Linked DNA regions of Mus musculus: region 1 is linked to region 2. Evidence: chromatin loops called from intact Hi-C (ENCODE). Cell type or tissue: left cerebral cortex. All regions are shown on one strand.

Region 1 (8,000 bases), 600 kb before region 2:
CACAACAATGCACAGTTCTCATTTACCCTGGCACAAAGTTTCAATTTGGCTGCTGCTTCTAACAGCATACATGAAGTGCATCAATTTTTCCTAGGAATGATTCTCAAAAAGCCAGTTTCTGCAAACCGCCCCTCCTGAAAGTGTTTCTCTGGGTAGCCCTGGCTGTCCTGGAACTTGCTCTTTAGACTAGGTTGGCCTCAAACTCACGAGATCCACCTGCCTCTGCCTCCTGAGTGCTGGAGTTAAAGGCCTTCTGGCAGCACTGCCTGGCAACAGCAATCACTTTTAACCCACCCACAATTTCCCAGGAAAAATGTCAATCTTAATCAACTTTCTAAGGCACTAGGTTCAAAGTTGGCCACTAAGTTTCAACTGTTTTAGGACTCCAACCTCTGCTTGTAGCAACTCAGGACACCTGTTAACAGCAGGTTACAGTTTCAAAGGCTATTTACCATGTCCTGTCTCCAGCTCTAACCCTTACTGCATTTCATTCACAACCCGTCAACAACTTGTCTTTTACATTCAAACACTGAACTACTCACTTCACAAAGAGCTAGTCAAATGTACTTGCTCCTTGGTGGTATTCCCACACTTTCTCCTGTTTTGGGAATTCCAATCTATGATCTAGCTTCACATCCTACTTTTCTACAAAGCTGTCCCCTTTTTTCTAAAAATGTGTAGTTAACCTTTGACCTACAGGCCAGACTGTCTGCTAACACTTCTGTTGAATATTTATGTAACACTCTCCATTGCTACACTGTAAACTTGAGATATAACAGTATTCTTATTCAAGCCATGCCTGTAGCTGAGAACCTGGGAAATACTCTCTTTAAGCCTTTGGAATAAAGATCTCTCTGAAACATCTGTATGAGAGTAACCAGTTATAATGAATGCAAACAACAACCATGTAAAGTAACTGCTTGAAACACTTTAAACTTTGGGACTGGTTTATTGATAGAATGTTTGCCTCCAGAAAAAGTAGAGGGAAAGTTTTAAACTTGAGTTTTGAGAGGACAATGTCCCTGGCCTCTTAGTATCAAATAAGGCTGCTGAGTACTGGTATTACCAACATCAACTTCTTACGCGTTCTGTAAGAGCTATTTTCAATATGGAAATACTACCAGAGGAACTCAAGTCTGTCTCTGTGAAACAGCAGTATAAAAATTTTAAATAGAATAATCTGTCTTTATGGCTCAAACAGGAAATCTCTCTTCCTTTTCCATACAACAGTCTCTATATTAGCAAGAATTCAGAAGCAACAATCCATCTTTTTTTTTTAATGTGTGAGAAAAATTATAGAACAGTATTGCAAACTTAATGTGGACATTGGTTAGTAGAAAGAGTTCACAATATATACTGCAAAGCCCTGTGGGAAGGAACTGCTATCTTCTCTCACTTGAAAGAATTATCTGATACTTACTGTCAGCTGCTGTGTTGAGTTCTGTCTTGATCTTTGATTTTTCAAGGTCTTCTTTATATTCTTTCTTAAGCAATTTAACTATCTTTTTGCTGTAACTTGATTTCTTTACTTTGAACACTTCTTCATTTTCTTAAGAGAAACAGAATGAAGTCTGTAAGACACCAACTCAGAAAGTGCTCTCCCTTCCTCGTGCCTTTGTGCTGTTTTCATTCTGCCAGCATATTTTCACACACACAAGTCATTACAAAATCTGAAGTTTATTGCAATCTATTGCAGACTCAAAAATGGGTATTGCCAGGCTTGGCAGCAAATGCCTGGGATCCCAGAGCTGGGCAGCCAAAGGCAGGCAGCTCTCTGAATTTGAGTTCAGCCTAGACTACAGAGTGAGTTCCAGATCAGCCAGGGCTATAGTATAGAGGCTCTGTTTCAACAAAACATAATTAAAACAAACAAAAAATAGTATCAATTCCAGAAACTAAATGAAAATTTTAGTGAGTAACCCAAGGAACTTCAAAATTGTTAAATTTTGGCATATTTCACCCATCTCAGGATAAAAAAGTATTTAGAATGCTTCCTTAAAACATTAAGTCAAGAAACCTAAAACAATACACCCCAAAGTTATTCTGCCAAGTCTGAATAACTCTGGTCACAATAACAGTTATTTCAAAATTATGCCTAGAGTAAATCATTTTGCAAAACTAAGTTTCGAGTGACTTAGCCCTCATCTTTAATTTGAAAATCCAAGTCAAGAACAAGACATTTCAAACAATGCAAAACCTGGTCTGTATCTCCTTCAAACAAAATTCCAGAGAGGTCAAAGATAATTCACCCATCTTTCTAGAATCACGAAAGCATGACGCAAGACCTTCGAAAATCATCCAATTTTTCCTAACATGATGTTGAGGTACAAGTAAAATCGAAATCCCCTGCAGCCTGGTCCCTCTTCTGCTTCAAGAGCCAATGCCACAGCGGACATCTGCTCCTCCCATTTACTTCTACAGAGAAACCGAGACTGGACAACAGCAAGGGAGCGATTGGATCAAGGTCACCGGGAGCCAGGGCTGCAGCCCCAGAATTGTTCCCAGCCCTGGTTTCGGTCCTCCTCTTTAACAATCCGGCCTTCTTAATCAAGGAGGCCTAAACCGAGACGCCAACAAGCCGCAGGTACAGAGGCCTGCAGACGACTAAGAGCAGGCAGTTAACCAAGAGACTCAGGCTGCCTGCAACTCGCAAGGTAGGAAACGGGTCCACGGAGCATCGAGCCTTCTCCTCCACTCAGGATGGCTGATCAGGGCTCTGACAGCCGGAGGAGGGACTGCACAGGCCGTAGACTTGGCTGGTGGCAGCGCGGGAACACAACCCCAGGCAGATCCGGAGGCCGGAGGTGGGGAAAGGGGCGCGGCGCCCGGGCGAGCACGGGCTTGGGGTCCGCGTGGGCCGGGCCGGGGCTTACCTTCCTCCTCGTCTTGGAAGCTGAGCAGGCTGGCCCTGGGCACCTCTTTGTTCTCGCGAGGCCTCTTGCGCGGCTTCAGCCCATTGCCGGGCTCCGCGCCGCCGGAGATGCCGCCCCCGGCCTCAGCGCCGAGGCCCGGGTGGTGCGCGGAGGGCGGCGGCGGCAGCGGCCCCGGGCCCAGGAGCGACTCCCCCGCGGGGGCCCGGTCGCCGCCGCCAGGGCCGGGCTCTTCTCCCGAGGCCGGCGGGGGCAGCAACGGTGGCGGCTCCTGCTCCTCATCGCGCTCCCGCTCCTCCTCCTCCGAGTCGTTCCGCTTGCGCACGTTCACCCGCCGGGCCTTTCGGAACATCCCAGCCGCCGTCACCGCGCTCTCACAGCCGCTCGCTGACTGAGAGGACGAGGGAGCGCGGAGACCACCGCCACGCACGCGCAGTCGCAAGAGTTCCCCCCCACCAGCCGGGTCGTCGCGGCTCTGGCTAGCTATCGCGCCGCCTCGATTGCGCATGCGCCTGGGCTCTCCTCGCGCCCCACTACTTGGGCGGAGTCTCTTTGCACTGCCCTCTAGCGGCGCGGGGGACTGTTGGCATGGTACCCTCCGACTCCAGTGTTGTTCCAAAGGTCACAAAGAGGATCATCGAGATGAGAGGAGCGAGTGTAGTCTGTCGTCTCGGAGCGTGTTGCTGCAATGCGTCTTCCGCGCTTATACGGAGCCGTTACGTGTGGCAGCCTCCCTCCCACTCAGTGCCTGCAGGGTAAACAGAGGCGGGAGGCCGGGGAGAAGCGGAGGGACGAGTCAGTTGACTTGAGCTTGGGAAGGGAAAGTGCATCTCCATGGTTAATATGCCTCTTAATAACGCGAGGCGATGCTAGCAGATATCGTCTACAGATCAGAAACTCCATTAATACTTGCCATCTCTACAGCTTTATCAACGCAAACACTCTCAAAGGCGTGGGAGCACACACGTTAAATCCCAGCAGCACTGGGGAGGTGGAGGCAAGGCGATCTCTGAGTTCGGTGCCGGCCTGATGTACATAAGGAACTCCAGAATGGCCAAGGCTATGTAGGGAAACCCTCACTGTCTGGGGAAGACAGAACCAGAGATGATACATCTCCCTGCTGCCGCAGCCATTCCCAGGAGAGCGAGGTGTTTTCGGGTGGCTTGGTAAGAAAGCCAAGTTAGGTAGCAACTATTTTAACTATTTTACGAAGCATAGTGAATTTCTGAAACAAGCGGAAGGAAGATTTGTCTTATTTTCAGACTATATCACAGAGGGCAAATCTGAACCTTGGCGGCCTTAAAGAGATTGCATGAGCCGGGCGGTGGTGGCGCGCACCTTTAATCCCAGCACTCGGGAGGCAGAGGCAGGCGGATTTCGGGAGTTCGAGGCCAGCCTGGTCTACAAAGTGAGTTCCAGGATAGCCAGAGCTATACAGAGAAACCCTGTCTCGAGAAACAAACAAACAAACAAACAAAAAGATTGCATGAGGTTGAGCTAACACACAGGTTACCCAGTTCATAACCAAAGTTGAATCTTTTCTTTCTCTCGAGCATATCAGGATGCGTGGGTAGAAGTGTTTGTGAAATTATTTACATGTTTCAAAACCCGCCAAAAGAACGGGATTGGAGAGGTGAATATTGCAGTTTCGAACCAGAGGACCCTGGCTGCAGTCCCAGTACCCACACCCTCAGGGCTCCTCAAAACTCCAGTTCCTGGGAATCTGGCGCCCCCTTCTGGTCTCAGCATGCCTGTAGTGCCCAGCAGGACGTGTCCTGAATGCAGGCTAAAAGCATGGTGTTTACACATCATCTGTAAAAAGGTGCTGGACAGCACAGCAGTTAGGAGCACTTTGCCGCTCCTGCAGAGGACCTAGATTTGGTTTTCAGCACCTAGTATGGCAGCTTACAACTATGACTAACTGCAGTTCCAGGAGATCCTAAAACCCTCTCTGGCTTCCTTGTGTGGCAGCACACACATAGTTCACGTACAAAGCATGTGGGCAAATATACATAAACAATACAACAAAATCATTAAAAATATCTAGTTAATTGAAGTAATCCCAGCCCTCTGGTTGGAGACCTGCCTAAGATAAAGGAGAACATGTCTTTAAAAAAAAAAAAATCCCCAAACCTCAAACTATGGTGCACTGGGCTTGTTGAGAACTTTAAAGGAAAAGTAAGCCCTCTGTTTAACATCGCCTTGCTTTCCCCTTTCCATTAAAAACAAGTGCAGAGAGAGGCCTCCTCTGAAGTTCTCCATTCAGCCTGAAGATAGAATTCCCAAAAGGAAACACCATTGTATAAGCATGGCTGCCCCCACCACCCTGGAAATCTCATCAACTAGGGAACATTAGCACCAGAGGAGAGGCCAATGGTGTGGATCCCATTGGCCTCTGTCACCTAAGAGATGTACTGTATGGAGAGGCGTGTATTATTCACAGTACTGTTGGCCACTTTACTCACCCACCCCCTGTCACCACGAGTCTCCCAGAGCCTCAACTCCCGTTCTGTAGTCACATGTGTGCCTAAAGTTTCCTCTCCACCGCTGAGCCTTGTACTTATGCATTTGTGTATCTGTGTGCTAGCTTCCTTCCTATTAATCTCTGACTGCCGATTTGTTTTACACAATCATTGAAACTCCCCAGAGTGGAAATCTCCCTCCTTATACTGTAATAATCAACACTATCCTGAAGAGCTTTGAAAATTTGTCACATCTCTGAGGCTAGAATGGAATTGCTGAGGCCCCAGGTAGCATCTTTTAGTTTTGCAAATCCTAGCTTGCCCTGTGTAGAATTTTTAGTTTGTACTTATACCAACAAACATGACTGTATCTTTTAGCCTATACCATGCCCTCAGATTTTCACTGAGATTTAAATTCCACACTGAAGTAGAAGATCCCACGTTTTCGTTTCATATAATTAGGTAGGGTTTTTTTTTTTTCCAGTTCTCTTTGGTTAGACTTGAGACCTGTCCTCCTAGGACCCAGATGTGCAGCTGAAAGCAGCCTCTCCAACCATTTTCTCAGTGACTAGGAAAAGTTAGTATTATGTGACTTCTATTCTCCTGTTACTCCTGCTTCTTATATTCTGGCTGCTCAGCACTGCTAGAGTTCTGACTGTAGCCTGCTTGGTGAAACTGGACTCCCATTTTCAATAACAAAAGATTCAAATTGCGCTTGGTCAACCTCCAGACACTTACCTGCCCTGCACCCTGAGATATATTTGCAGTAAATGCTGACAGCAAAGGGTGAGGACACCTGCCTGCCATAGGCAAGGTGCTGCATAAGTCCCCAGAACCTCAAGGAGGGGGGGAAAAGATTAAAAAGATAAAGTATATTGAACTCTGAAGCTTTAAAAAGACGTATTGTAAAACTGCCCATTGGATGTGTATAGCGGGAGAACCCTGGTCATTTCAAATATTAAAGATAAGAAAGATGGTTATAAGTTTTCCATTCTACCCGTTCAGGTAGTAGAAGGGCAAAGTTAAACACTAAGCATTATCTTGCTGCCTGAATAGTCCAAAGTTCCCTCAACCAGATATTACAGACCCGGTGGAACTTAAATTCTGGAGCCCTGACAGCTGCTTGACTCGAGTGTCAGCTGGTATACCACACATCAGGAAGGAGTTATTTGAGAAAGCACTGCCAAGCTTTGAGTGTGCAATCGACTGATTCGTTTTTTAATGTTGCTGTATTATCACAGCATCCGTTGTTTCTATAGGACTGTTAAGTCAACTGTTCTGATTAAAACAGTCAGTTCTTTCTTAAGTGGTATTTTCAAGCAACAATACTAATTTAGGGCTTTTTCCTCCACCAAATTGTAATGTCACATGGGTTAATTGACTCATAAATAATGACAAAATAGGTCGGTTTGATTTGCTGACTTAACCTTAGATCCTGAAATGGAGACCAGTGTTTACCAAATGTAAGTCTTCAAACCACTGAAAGGATATTCCTACCTAGGAGTCAATGTCAGATGTGACTGGCAGGGACAGCCTGTTCCTATAACGTAGCAGAATGTTCATTGCTGGGTAGAATAGTCCTCTAAGACTATGCCTTTATTTCTCCTTAGAATTAAGGTGAGGAAATTCTTTACTTGTATCAGTAGTGATGCTGGTGTGTGGTACTGTATTGCTTCCATGCTCTGAGCTGGCAAATTCGGATGCAGTGAACGCAAAGCCCTGCCACACTCTGTGCGCTTTTATTTTTATCCAGCAAGTGGAGTCTAATATTCTAGAAACTGATGACCCTCAAGGTTTTCCCTTTTTTTTTTTTTTTTTTACATAATGCTGGAAATATTTTTTTAACCTTATACTGGTTCTTTGTGGATTTCACAGCGTGCACCACAATCGCATCCTTTCCCCTACCCCTCGTACCTGCCCTCTGTAGTGTGTCACAGTGTGCCCCGCTATATAGACCCTTTGTCCACACCTTTGTTTGTTTGTTTTTGCTTGCAAATGTTGACTGCAGTGAGTCATTGGTCTGATTTGAGGCCTCTGGCTTCTGCTACACTATCAACACTGGAACCCCCCTTTGGACCTCCTGTTGCTGCCCTGTGTCCTGGAGATCCTGTAGGTTTAGATCTGCTGGGGCAGCCCCTTCACGTGCTCCAGCAGTTAACAGATGGGGTAGATGTTGGGGCGGGACAACTCAAAGGCCTGGAGCTAGGCCTGGGTGGTGGCAGAGCTGGTCAGGCCACCAGCTGTCCCACACCCATACCACCAGCGTGAGCTTTCCAGCACTGCCCCAGTTAGCTCATGCCACTGCTGGCAAGGGTTTACAAAGTCAGCTCTCATGCCTTCAGGGCCGGCTCACCTGCACCACAACCTCAGGGCCACCTCTGCCATGCCGCCCAGTCAAGGTACAGGGCCCACTCGACGGCAAGTGAGGGGCAGGTCCAGCTCTCCTGCTCTCATGACCCAGGGGCAGGTCTCCCACCTGCCAGGACATCTCTCCCTTGCCCATGCCACTGCGCTGCAGACAAGAAGCATGGCTGGCTTCTCCTGTGCTCATGCCCCCAAGGCCCGCTCACCTACTACCAACATGAGTTGAGAGAGGGGAGAAGGGTAGGGCCAGCTCTACTGTGCTGCCCAACTATGGAAGTCTTAATATTCTATTCCTTTTGGTTTG
Region 2 (8,000 bases):
TGCATTCAAACTTAAATAGAAACACACCTTACTAAAGAGCATATGTGAGCCGTCTTTTATTATCAAATATTAACCACCGCTCCCCATTTTGAAACATAATTACCAGCATTGGAGATCTTCCCAGCGCACGCAGTGCCTGCGTTTCCTGGGGCAACCAACACTTGCTTGACCTGAGGAGACTGTGCGAGCTTCCAGGCCAGGGTATGTTCCCTTCCCCCGCTACCGATGACAAGAACTCGGGCTGCCATGGCTGTCTCCGAAGCAGGGATTCAGAAACAAAATGCAACCACCTGCTGAAAGTAAACCATAGGCGACATTTTACATCACATGTATTTTGAAAAACAATTTCTCTTTTTTGGTGGTGTTTCATTTTGTTAATTTTTTATGTGTGCTGGTGTTTTGCCTGCATGTATGCCTGTGTACCACAGCTGTGCTATGTGTTCATGGAGGCCAGAAGAGATTGTTGGATCCACCGGAACTGGGCTTGTAGTACAGGTGGTTGTTAGTCACTAGTTGCTGGTAATCAAACCCCAGACCCCTAGAAGAACAGTCAGTGCTCTTAACCACTGAGCTGTGCCTCCAGCTATTCTTTTTGTTATGAGAAAGTCTTGCTATGTTGCTCAGGCTAGACTCAAACTCATGGGAAACCCCCTGTTTTAGCCACTATCCAAGTGTTAGGATTGCTACCATACCTGGCTGTAAAAATCATAATTTATAAATAGGATTTTCACATAATCATTTGTTTTTATACATGTGACATTTTCATCCAGAGATTCGTTATTTAGAAATTGGGATTTAGGCCAGGCGTGGTGGCGCACGCCTTTAATCCCGACACTTGGGAGGCAGAGGCAGGCCAATTTCTGAGTTTGAGGCCAGCCTGGTTTACAGAGGGAGTTCCAGGATAGCCAGGGCTACACAGAGAAACCCTGTCTCACAAAAAAACAAAAACAAACAAACAAACAAACAAAAAAACCCAACCAACCAACCAACCAACCAAAAACCCCCAAACAAACCCAAAACAAAACAAAAAACCAAAAAACAAGAGCTAGAGAGATGGCTCAGGTTGCTCTTCCAGAGGACCTGGGTTCAGTTCCTAACATTTGTATGGTGGCTAACAACTGTTTGTAACTCTAGATCCAGAGAACCTTTCTTTGATGTCTTCCTTGGGCACAAGGGACACATACATGCAGGAAAAATATTCATAAAATAATAAGCTAAAAAGTCAGACCCCCCCCCTGTAAAAAGCCCCGGGAGGTTAGAATTGGAAAGCTATGACCATCATTTCAGGAAAAGTGGGCATGTGCTAAGGAGGTGGACCCACTTACAGAGACCACACACCTCCGTAACCATAAGCCTACACAAACATCTTTTCCCTGTAATTTACCTAGCCTGTAATATCATAACAGCAAACCCAACAAACCAATTAAAAACCTGCATACTAATACAGCACCTTATCTGAGAAATAATCTACCAACATCCCTCCTCTTTTGGAAGATCTGATAATTATTAACCCTTAGCAAGAAAATGGATTTCGATATTTGCTTATTCGTTCAGGAGATGGGGTCCTGCTACTTTGCTTACCCTAGGCCTGAATTTCTGAGCTCAAGAGATTCTTTTGTGCTGGTGTGTGTTGGCACATTCCCTTAATCCCAGCACTCAGGAGGTAGAGGCAGGAGGATCTCTGAGTTTGGGGCCAGTCTACAGACTAGAGAGTGATCTCTATGACAGCAAGAACTGCAGAGAAACCCTGTCTCCAAAGCCAAAAAAAAAAAAAAAAAAAAAGAAGAAAGAAAGAAAACACACCAGATTCTTGCCCCAGTCTTCAAGTAGCTGGGATAGCAGGCATGTGTCATTATACCCAAATTTAAACCTTGAGGTGGCACAGAGAACAGGCATTAACAGTACACAATTTCTCTGTCAAGGGCCAGGAAATAAATATATTTGAGGGCCATCTGTGCATTGTCCAAACTATGAAGTTTGTATTGTGATGTTGACAGGACATAAGTGAGTGTACATCACCCAGAGGAAGGATTTATGTCCACAGTGGGCAGAGGTCCTTGCCTAGTCAGCACTCTAAGCAACAGGAAGCCATTATGCACAGGAGGGCCATAACAAACTAAGCATATTTTGGGCACTGCAACTTCAACCAGTTTCCTTCAATATTTTTTCCCCTCTGTATCCCTGGTTGACTGAGAACTTGCTACAGCAGGTCTCAGGGCTTCAGCGAGATCCTCTGGCCTCTGCTTCCCTAGTGCTGAGATTACAAGCATGTGCCACCACATCTGGCTCCTCCCACCAGTTTTGTTTGGTATCCACACAAAAACAAGTGGCAGAATCATTTGTCTATTGTCTACAGCTTGCAGGCTTATGATTTGAGATCTTACGGGAGTCTCTAGATTGGAAATCTATTAGAAACCACAATTAAATACTAACATCTCATTTGAATACAAGCATTTGTTAAAAGTTTAGTTCTTAAGAATTAACTGGGGGCTGGTGAGATGGCTCAGTGGGTAAGAGCACCCGACTGCTCTTCCAAAGGTCAGGAGTTCAAATCCCAGCAACCACATGGTGGCTCACAACCACCCGTAATGAGATCTGATGCCCTCTTCTGGTGCGTCTGAAGACAGCTACAGTGTACTTACATATAATAAATAAATAAATCTTTAAAAAAAAAAAAAAAAAAAAAAGAATTAACTGAAACAATTCTTTAAGAAAAAAAGGTGTGTGTGTGTGGGGGGGGGGGGGCTGGAAAGATGGCTCAGTGGTTAAGAGCACTGATGAGGTCCTGAGTTCAATCCCCAGCAACCACATGGTGGCTCACAACCATGTGTAATGGGATCCAATGCCCTCTTCTGGTGTGTCTTCAGACAGTTACAGTGTACTCACATACATAAAATAAACAATTCTTTAAAAAAAAATATTGTATACTACAAAGTACCCAGAAATAGGAAGTACTAATTTGCTATGTGTTGTTACTTCATATACCTAATTGATACCTATTGCTTAGAATAGAAGCCTTGTGTTCAAATTCTAGCACCAATAAAAGGAGGGGGGGGAGCAAAGATATTATCAAGATATTTACTTATGTAGAAGATGGTTACGGAAAGAAGAAAACTGAAATATGTAAATTCTAAATTGATCCTTTACTTTGGGATTACATATTTAAGGAAAACCCAAGCAGACTGGTAAGGTTAAGAACACTTAGTTCTCTTGCAGAGGGCTGGGGTTTAGTCTCCCAGCACCCACAAGGTGGCTCACAAACATCCTAATCTGGGTCTGGAGACTGAATGCTTTCTTCCGGCTTCTTTGGGGCGTTCATTGTATGCACGTGGGCACAAACATACATGTAAGGGACAACGCTCCTACACATAAGATAGACTTTAGTTCAATTCTGTGTCATTTTCTTAGAGAAATAGCTGAAGCCATTAAACTTTTTAAAAAATCTAACTTGAATAAGAAAGCAGTGCAAGAAGACAATTTTCATTTTACTAGTCAGGATCTGTGAAATAGCAGGACTGGTCTCTTCACCAGCAGCGGCTGGGTGCCTGGGCTCCGGTGTCAAGGCCTTACTAGCCGGGAGACTCGGAGAGTCTTTTGTAACTTCTTGGGTGTCAGTTAACTAACAGGCAATTTATAGCGAGAACAAGAGAATAGGGTAAGGAGAGAATAAAAGAATCGGTTAAAACCACTTCCAAATATTTGTTTTGAAAAAGTAGAAACCAAATACGAAAGTGGTCCAGGTAAATGGTTAGTTACTGTGATAAAACTAGAGCGGATAAAAAAACCATCGGTGTACAGGGTCTGTCTTTACAAGGCAGAGATGCACAGAAACCTGGACCCGGCCTCAGAATTAGAAAGCTGGGAAAGAACTACCTGGCCGACCTCCATCAAGGCCGTGCAAAGCACGTGGGCTTTTCGCCAGTCACGCCAGTTTCGTTTCAAGAGTAGCACCGGTCGCTGAGGTTAAACCCATGGGTCAAAGCGTTTAGGCAGTCCACGCATCATCTTAAGAACTAAGGCATTCACGCACCTGCAAGCCCCGCCACGCAGCTCCGGCTCGCACCCGCCACTCGCACCCGCCGGAAGTTGGCCCGGGGAATCCAGCGCGCCCCGGCCTCTGCCCCGCCTCCGATGGACTCGGCTGCTCATTGGCCGCAGCCCGCCTAGGTCCCCGCCCGCGAGGCGACCCGTGGGGGTTCCTCCCGCCTTAGGGTGCGGTCGGAGCCCGCTGCCTAGCCGGGCTCAGAATCCCTGGCACCACGATTAGAGCTGATGATGCTCGTCAGGGGCTGTCACTTAAGGTCCCTGCGTTTACCCCAGAGCCTCCTACACTGGGGGCAGAGCCGAGGCTGCCTGACTGTGGCTGCTCACCAAGCGCCAGGGCGGAGCGGCCAGGGCTGGACTCCGGAGCAGCTCAAGCGCACTGCGTTTAGAACGCAGGTCGCTCAGACGCTCCAGCCTTTGCTAAAAACTACGCGAGGCCGGTTATAGCAAGCATCGAGGCAGAATGGGAATGGCTCCTTTCCAACTCATAGTGGGGACGCGGGACGGGGATTTCTTTCTCATGCACGTCTCCCTGACCAAAGTAAACTTGGCGCTTGCAACAAACGCGTTCGAGCTCCGTGCCGGACAAGCCGAGGCTTTTCTCGTCCCCCAGCTTTTTTTTTTTTCCATGGCCTCTAATCTCAGGCATTTACTCCCTATAGAAAGCCTCTTAGGAGTCCCCGCAGGCTGAGGGGATCAACAGCCGAAGCTGTCGCGGTCGCCTCGGGAGCGACTTCTCCTGTAATGGCGCCTGCGTCAACCACTAACATGGCGGCCGAGTTCGTGCGCGGCGCAAACGTCAGCAGCTCTACCCCGGCGGCTCAGAAACAGCGGAGGAGAGCGGGCCGGTGTTCGCTGATTGGCTCGTGGGTGGAGCGAGCCCGTGCGGACGCTCCCTCACGAGCCAATCAGGAAAGGGATAAAAGGAATTGGCCGCTGCGCCTCCTCCCGAGGCATGCTGGGAGCCTGGAGGACTAGCGAGGAGTAGTTGAGAGAACGGAGCGGACGCCATGGCGGCCGACATCGAGCAGGTTTTCAGGTCTTTCGTGGTCAGTAAATTCCGGGAAATACAACAGGAGCTTTCCAGGTAAACGCTTCCCAGACTTTTCTGCTCCTCGCGGGCTGTTAGGGCTTCATCTAGCCTCCCGTGGCATCTTTCACGGAACGCCGTCGTTTCTCGGCTCAGGCCCCGCTACGGCCCCGCCTGGGCCTGGGATCCATTTTCCGCCCCCCCCCCCACCCCCCCAGTTCCCCGTTCGTTCCTTTCGCGAAAGATCGTCTCTTCCGCGGTGTCGCACACGCCGTTTCTTTCTTCCAGTTAAGACGGTCACCTTTCCCTCGTTTGGACACCCCCTACCCTCCAGCTACTCGGAGGCCCGGCGTCCACCAGGGACGGGCCTAGTTCCCTTCCCAGCTCCTCCTCCGCCGCCGCCTTTCCCCTCCCCCTCCCCGCCTCCGCGCATTTCGCCGGCCGGTGTCTATGGCCGGAAAGGGTCTCTAACGGCCGCTTCTTGGGTAACCTTAAAACTTCTTTATTATTGTACGCTTGCGATCGTTTGGCCACCGCAGTCTATTTATTAGACGATTTGGGCCCCGGTTACTGCTCTGTGCTTCAGACCGGATTAGCACTCTTTTCACAGTTGTAAATTGAAACATCTCAGTTCGATGTAAGATACAAGATCAAATATTCGAGAGGATGATAGGAGGGGGCTTTGGAACTGCTGGATGCGTAATTTGATTGAGTAGAAAGTGGAGTATGTGTTATTTTTGTTATTTTTCCTTGCTACCCCGACTTAACGGACGGATTTTTGTCACTGCCAGTAGACTTCAGAGGTTAGCCTTGGTTCTCAGAATTTAATGTTGAAGAGATCTCCTCAGTTGTTTACTTAGGAAAATAGTGTGGGTTATGTTATAACTTAAGGAAATATTCAGAGGTAAATATTTTTTACTTTTATTTTTTAACGAATGGTTTAAGTTGAGAACAGAGCAATACATAAGTTAGAAAAATCATCTGATAAGCAGTTGTAAATTATATGCCCAAATTACCTGGGACTGTGGATAGAATAATGTTAATCATATTTTATTGCAGAAATTGTTTTTTTTTCAAGATAGGGTGTTTTTGTTTGTTGCTGTTTTTGTTTTCTTTCTTTTTTTTTTTTTTCTTTTTTGTGGACAGGCTCTAATGTCATGGCTTACAGCTTTGTAGCTGAAGCTGCCCTGTTGTCATCTTTCAATCAATGGTGGCGTCACAATTTTTTTTTTAAATAAAAATATTTATACACTGTGTTGCTTTTTAACATTTTGAGACATTGGGTATTTTTTTTTGTTTGTTTAATGAGATGAAACATAAACTAAGGGAATATCATTTTACCTGGAAACCTTTGATTTTTGAGTCAGGGTCTCACTAGGTAGTCCTGGCTGACTTAGAATTCACTGTGTAGATTAGGCCGGCCTTGCCCTAATAGGAATCTGCCTGCCTCTGCTGGGATTAAAGGCCAGTGCTACCACCATTCTGAAACTCAAGCAGTCTCTTGTACTGGTTGTATTTACTTTTTTGTAGGGTGGGGGTTGGAGACTGGGTTTCTTTGTGTGGCTCTGAAGACCAGGCTGGCCTTGAACTTTAGAGATCCACCCGCCTCTGCTTCTGTAAAAGGCTTGTGCCATCGTGCCCTTTTAATGTGTTTTCTCTTAGTGTGGTCATTTTGTATTGTATTTTAGACATAATAGATTATGAGCAGGTTTGTCCTTCAAAGTCTCAATTATTGGAACACTTTTCATAACTACATAAATTCCTTTTTAGGATATTTATTGTTGGACAGATAAATGGTTTAAAATTCTAACTGCTTTTTAGTAATTGTAATTAACATTCTGGTAGCTTTAAGGAAAATTATTTTTTATAGATTGATTTGACTTTTCTTTTCTTTTCTTTTCTTTTCTTTCTTTCTTTCTTTCTTTCTTTCTTTCTTTCTTTCTTTCTTTTTTTTTTTTAAAGAAAGCTCTCCCTGCCTCTGCTTCTGCTTCACAGTGCCTGAATTGTCCTCCTGCCCAGCCCTAGATGACTGGAACAAACCTCTAATCCTAGTGCTCACAAGGCAGAGGCAAGAAAATCAATCCCTGTGAGGTAGTTGGTCTACAGTAGTGAGTTCTAGGCCAGACAAAGTAGAGAGACCCTATCTTAAAAAAAAAAAAAAAAAAAAGTGTAAGTGAGAGCATTAGAAAAACCAGCCTGGTTTATGGCATAATCAGTATAAAAACATTTTTTTTTAATTTGCCATTTGAGTGAGCTACTTTCCCCCTATTTGCTTATATATCAGTATAGGTGGTGAGACTAACACACAATTTATTGCATACAGTTTTTTCCTCCATTTATAGAAACAATAATAGTCCTGGTTGTGGACTCTTGTTAAAATTTCATGGTTTTTAAAAATAGGTGGCAGGCCAGGTATGGTGGTGCAGGCCTTTAGTCCCAGCAGATGGGCAGAGGTGGGCACATATCTCTTGAGTTTTAGACTGCCAGGGCTACATAGTGAGGCCTTTGTCTTGGAAATAAAACAAAAGAAAGTGGCACTAGTATGTATGTATTTAGAAATGTTATTAGCCTAACAAGGTTTGTGTGTTAGAAAACCAATCATTCCTCACTAAAGTGTTCTGTTTCTTTAATAAAACTGTTAGCAGGTAGCAGTTTTATGTGCATTCAGGTAGCAAAATTCTAATTCAAACTGAATGCATTTTAAATTTTTTGCAAGTTTATCCAAAAATAGTAAAAAATGTTTATGTGAATGACCTTGTTTTATCTATGGTGATGCTCTGGCCCTGTGATCTGAAGACAAGCTATTGATCATTTTACTATTAGTATAAATGAATTGCCACTTGTTCTGTGTAAAATTCTTGAATTTCATAAGTTGTTTAGTAAGCAGACTTTTAAGTACAAGTTTTTTTTTTTTGTTTGTTTGTTT

What was found. A loop is a pair of places that touch in the nucleus more often than their neighbours do. Peaks named below come from ENCODE experiments on the same cell type or tissue, not always from the same donor. Only the 100,000 strongest peaks of a DNase experiment are listed, where the experiment ranks them.
Region 1: a loop joins it to region 2, with 2.2 times the contacts of the local background. A loop is called at or near these places in 2 of 42 quality-filtered maps.

Annotation. Positions count from the first base shown.
Region 1 is chr16:91,041,133-91,049,132 of GRCm38, forward strand. It overlaps Paxbp1 (PAX3 and PAX7 binding protein 1), which reads right to left and starts at 3,247. Exons shown (of 18, transcript NM_026110.2): 1 at 2,874-3,247; 2 at 1,421-1,549. The coding sequence starts at 3,222. In left cerebral cortex, CTCF peaks have their summits at 3,438 (motif pointing left) and 4,609 (motif pointing left); DNase peaks (open chromatin) are centred at 2,743, 3,442 and 4,632; H3K4me3 peaks cover 2,672 bases; H3K27ac peaks cover 2,095 bases.
Region 2 is chr16:91,642,854-91,650,853 of GRCm38, forward strand. It overlaps Gart (phosphoribosylglycinamide formyltransferase), which reads right to left and starts at 4,119. Exons shown (of 22, transcript NM_010256.2): 1 at 4,031-4,119; 2 at 104-293. The coding sequence starts at 248. It overlaps Son (Son DNA binding protein), which reads left to right and starts at 4,971. Exons shown (of 12, transcript NM_178880.4): 1 at 4,971-5,131. The coding sequence starts at 5,055. In left cerebral cortex, a CTCF peak has its summit at 3,299 (motif pointing right); DNase peaks (open chromatin) are centred at 3,575, 4,169, 4,911 and 5,441; H3K4me3 peaks cover 3,792 bases; H3K27ac peaks cover 2,515 bases.